Linked DNA regions of Homo sapiens: region 2 is linked to region 1. A link is a loop called in an ENCODE intact Hi-C map of the cell type or tissue named here. Cell type or tissue: B cell. All regions are shown on one strand.

What was found. Hi-C counts contacts between places; a loop is a spot of excess contacts. Peaks named below come from ENCODE experiments on the same cell type or tissue, not always from the same donor. Only the 100,000 strongest peaks of a DNase experiment are listed, where the experiment ranks them.
Region 2: it touches region 1 in a loop (2.6-fold over the local background); 3 of 110 quality-filtered maps call a loop at or near these places.

What each region holds. Positions count from the first base shown.
Region 1 is chr16:10,867,374-10,869,873 of GRCh38, forward strand. It overlaps a transcript of CIITA not described here. Among named protein-coding and RNA genes, the nearest start is that of CIITA, 8.6 kb to the right of the region's middle. In B cell, a CTCF peak has its summit at 1,251; a DNase peak (open chromatin) is centred at 1,378; H3K4me3 peaks cover 2,137 bases; H3K27ac peaks cover 2,500 bases.
Region 2 is chr16:10,790,082-10,792,581 of GRCh38, forward strand. The region is part of intron 2 of TVP23A (trans-golgi network vesicle protein 23 homolog A); the gene reads right to left. Among named protein-coding and RNA genes, the nearest start is that of TVP23A, 27 kb to the right of the region's middle. RefSeq lists an enhancer at 1-259. In B cell, no CTCF peak of the experiment used is centred here; a DNase peak (open chromatin) is centred at 1,226; H3K4me3 peaks cover 305 bases; H3K27ac peaks cover 1,398 bases.

The DNA of each region.
Region 1 (2,500 bases):
GTGTCTGTGTGACACACAGAGACAGAAACCGAAAGACAGAGGGAGAGCGAGAAAGGAAGGGAGAGAAAGACAGACACAGAAAGAGACAGAGAGACAGGCAGAGACAGGGAGAAAAGGGAGGGAGAGGAAGGAAGGTGGAGGCTGATGGAGGAAGAGAAAAAGGGAGAAGGTGGGGGAAAGAAAGAGAGAGAAAGAGAGAATAAGAACTCGCTTACGGGAGAGAGAATGAAGGCCTTATTTTTAAGAGCGTTGGTGGCACACAATCATCTCAAACCAGAAAGACAAGCCTGCACTGTCCTCTTTCCACTCACATCCTTGGCTCCTCCAACTTTTTACGTCTCCTACCCACTTACAAAGAAGTCCTCCCTTCATTGTAATGTCACAACTTTCTTTCTTTTTTTGAGACGGGGTCTGTTCTCTTGCCCAGGCTGGAGTGTAGTCGCATGATCACAGCTCACTACAGCCTCCATTTGCGGTGCTTAAGTGATCCTCCCACCTCAGCCTCCCAACTAGCTGGGACTACAGGCATGCACCACTATGCCTGGCTAATTTTTTTTTAATTATTTTTTGTAGAGATGAGGTCTCACTATGTTGACCAGGCTGCTTGCGAACCCCTGAGCTCAAGCGATCCTCCCACCTTGGCCTCCCAAATTGCTGGGCTTACAGGCATGAGCCACCACACCCAACCTGGTCATAACTTTCTAAAGACGGTGTTTGTTCCATCTCCTTCTGAAATGCAAGTCTTGAGAGAATAACAGTGATTGACATTGATTATTTAGTGTGCCAGAAACAGCCTAAGCGCAATCTAGAACCCTCTTACTTCTCCCTTGACCTTGAGCCCTTTGATCCCCATCCTTATTTAACACTTAAAGAAGAAAACAGACTCTGCCCAGGGGTGACGCAACTTGCCCAGGTCCCCCAGGTGGGAAGCGGTGAAGACTGGATTTGAAGACAGACAAGCTTTGATCTTCAACTTAGCCTTCAGGGCATCAAATGCATTTTGGCGGCCTTATCTTGGGCACCAGGGCAGTGTTGTTTACCAGCTTTCCTGCCAAGACAACATTTCTACAGGGCTGGTTCTTCTTGTGGTCAAATTCTCACCCAAGTGGTTTCCATCGTCTATTGGACTCCTCTTTAATTCTCTTCCTCCTAACAGTCACCTAGGCAAAGGGGCATCTTTACCACCCAAACATTCTCCCTTGGCTTCTCAACAGGGGCGCAGACAGCCAGTGTGGTCTTGATGGTGGCACAGATGCCACCTGGGGGAGAAGCCAGAACCTTCCTCTCTCCCTGGCTGCAGCCCCTCCTGCCCCAGCCACATGTGCCTTCACTGCCGGACACTTCAGCCCCTCCCACCCCCTCTTTCCGAGAGTGCTGGTTCCTGTTATTTAACTCTGTTTCCTCCCTCGGGAGGTAATATATTTATTTCTGATCCCACGTGACTCCAGAAAGTGGAACTGCACTCGGGGCCCAGTGTGGTCTTCGGGGAGCTGGGAGGGGTGCAGGGCAAGTTGCTCTTTTCCTGCTTTCTCTTTCTGCCCTCCAGCCAGCTTCCCTCCAGGGCTGCCAGGCTTGACCTGCGACAGTGGGCAGGTGTGCTGCTGCTGGGCAGCTCTCAGAGGGGAAGAAAGAGGACAGGGCAAGAGAATTGCATGGTTTGTAAACAAAGGGCACTGACTTTCATTTTGATGGGGGTTCGGAAAAGGAAATCATCCATGTGGGGTTTTTGTGACCCTCCCTCTCAACCACTCTATAATGACCTTGGCCCTCTGCTGTGCTAAACGCTGCACTGGCTCCCACGTTACTCAGAGAAAAAGCTAAATCTGGACAATGGCCCACAAGGCCTTTCCTACCTCATCAGCTCCCTGCTCTCATCCCCTACTCCTGTCTGCCTTGTTCATCTACTCCAGCCATGTTGGCACCCTCGCTGTTCCTTAGACACGCTCAGCACACTGTCTGCCTCAGAACCTTTGCACATGCCGTTCCCTCTGCCTGGAGCACTGTTCTCTAAGCATTTTCTTGGTCAACCTCCTAAATTCCTTCTATTCTTTGCACCTTATCAATGAAGCCTGCCCTGACCAAGCCATTTAGAATTGCAACTCCTCCCTCCACACTCTGAGCCCCCTCCCCAGATTGATTTTTTCCCCACTTTTTTTTTTTTTGATACAGAGTCTTGCTCTATCGCCCAGCCTGGAGTGCAGTGGTGAGATCTCAGCTCACTGCAACTTCCATCTCCCAGGTTCATGCAGTTCTCATGCCTCAGCCTCCCAAATAGCTGGGATTACAGGTTTGTGCCACTATGCCTGGCTAATTTTTGTATTTTTAGAGACAGGGTTTCTCCAAGTTGGCCAGGCTGGTCTTGAACTCCTGACATCAAGTGATCCGCCCACCCCACAAAGTACTGGGATAACAGGCATGAGCCACTGCGCCTGGCTCCCCACCTTCTGTATATCTTACTTTTGTATTACGTGTGTGTTGTTTATTGTTTGACCCTCCCACT
Region 2 (2,500 bases), 77 kb before region 1:
ATAGAAGACAAATGCTTCCTATTCAGACCTTTAAAAGGTGCTAGGTTCTCAGTTAATCTCTTCAGCATTGGGAGGGCCTGGAAGAAAAAATCTAGCTATGTTAATAGAGATTCTTTACAGATGTAAATTTTCCCCCACAAAGAATGGCTTTGCAGGACCATTTCAAAATATGACAAAGAAACATGTCTTGGGGTAAAATTTTTTTTTTTTTTTTTTTTTTTGAGACGGAGTCTCGCACTGTCGCCCAGGCTGGAGTGCAGTGGCGTGATCTCGGCTCACTACAACCTCCGCCTTCCAGGTTGATGCCATTCTCCTGCCTCAGCCTCCCGAGTAGCTGGGACTACAGGCGCCCGCCACCATGCCTGGCTAATATTTTGCATTTTTTAGTAGAGACAGGGTTTCACCGTGTTAGCCAGGATGGTCTTGATCTCCTCACCTTGTGATCCGCCCGCCTCGGGCTCCCAAAGTGCTGGGATTACAGGTGTGAGCCACTGCGCCCGACCATCTTGGGGTAAAATATTTTGATTTTCTTCTTTGTCATGTAATGTTACACCAGAATCAGATTGGAAAGTAAGTCACGATATATAGGGTTAAATAAAACCTATCTGATGAAAATTTATGGTTTGTAGGGGTCCTATCCAGGCCCCTTAGATAGGAATTTGGGCAAGATAGGAAAAAAATTAGAGTTTAGTCCTCAAATGTAGTTTGCGGTAAAATACTTCAATTTCTTTCAGGGCCTGCTATCTGTGCTGTTGGGATGTCATTGCTAAAAACAATCTGTTTGTCCAGTATTAAGGTCCCTGTGTTAATGTTAATGCTGGTCAGCTGTGCCTGGATTCCAATGGGAGGAGGGTAGAACGAGGCATGTCTGACCCCCACCTCTTCCCATCATGGCCTGAACTAGTTCTTTAGGTTAACTTTGGAATGCCCTTGGCCGATAGGAGGGGTCCATTCAGTTGGTTGGGGGGCTTAGACTTTTATTTTTGGTTTACAGGCTTCTGGGAGATAAAAAACTACCATGCCAGATCAGAGAGAGCCCTCCAGCAGCTGTGGTTCCTATCACTCTACTTATTGCTTGACTCATTAATAGTCAACATTTTTGAGAACGGAAGAAAGAGGAAAAAACCATGACCAGTAACGCTCTTTTTGGACATCCTTTGTCAGACGAATGTTTTTCCCCATTGTTAAAAATAAGTAGGGTGTTGCTATTTCTTTCTTTGGCCCCGACACCCACTTACACTCAGGTGGCTTCTCTGCTACTGATGTAGGAGTTCAGAAGAAACTACTTAGGCAAATAGGGTATGGGAGTACCAACTAAGGTTTTCCTTTTAATGAAAATCAGCCCCCAAATTATTTTCTTTTCTAACAAAGAGCAGCCTGTAAAATCCAGCTGCAGACATAGACAAGCAAGCTGGAAGCTTCCAGGGTGAATGCCAGCAGCTGTGCCAATAGGAAAAGGCCAAGTTGTGCCAATAGGAAAAGGCTACCTCGGACCAGGCATGTCCAACATGGAGGCTCCATCTTCCCTTCTCTCTTATTTTTTTGAGACAGAGTCTTGCTCTGTTGCCCAGGCTGGAGTGCAGTGGCACAATCTTGGCTCACTGCAACCTCCGCCTCCTGGGTTCAAGCGATTCTCCTGCCTCAGCCTCCTGAGTAGCTGGGACTACAGGCGCGTGCCACCATGCCCGGCTAATTTTTTTTTAATTTGTATTTTTAGTAGAGACAGGGTTTCACTGTGTTAGCCAAGATGGTCTCAGTCTCCTGACCTCATGATCCGCCCGCCTCGGCCTCCCAAAGTGCTGGGATTACAGGTGTGAGCATCTTCCCTTCTCTTTGCCAGCCATGTGTACAGTAAGAAGCAAACAACATGGCATGGGCCAAGTCGAAAGCCCATTTGTGTAATAAGATTAGGGTGGGGTGGCCAGCCTTCCCTGAGTGCTACATAAACGTCACACCTGATCCAACCAATCTGTGTGCCCTATGTAAATCAGACACCACCTCCTCAAACCTGCCTATAAAATCTGCTGTGGTCCACCTCCGGCTGGATTTTTCCCTTCGGAAGCCCTTCTCTCTCACTAGGAAGAAAGCTGTTCCCCTTTCTCTTTCTTTTGCCTATTAAACCTCTGCTTCTAAACTCATTCCTTATGTGTGTCCATGTCCTTAATCTTCTTGGCACGAGACAATGAACCCCAGGTATTTACCACAGACAACACTGCTTCACTAGCAGTGGCATGCCACCATGAAGATGCTGGGTTCAAGGAACCCCCAGGTGCCAGGGGAGGCAGCTAAGATGATGTTTGCCCAGGAAGAAGTACATTCTCAGCCACTTCTCCATCCACTAGTTCCACCATACCTCCTGGGAGTTACGAAATGCAGGACCCACAACCCCACCCCCAGGCCTCCTGAGCTAGAATCTGCACTTTAACGAGTCTCCCGAGTGATTCTTCTGTGTGGGACAATTGAAGTGCTCTCTTCTCTTCCATTTGCAAGATGAACTCAG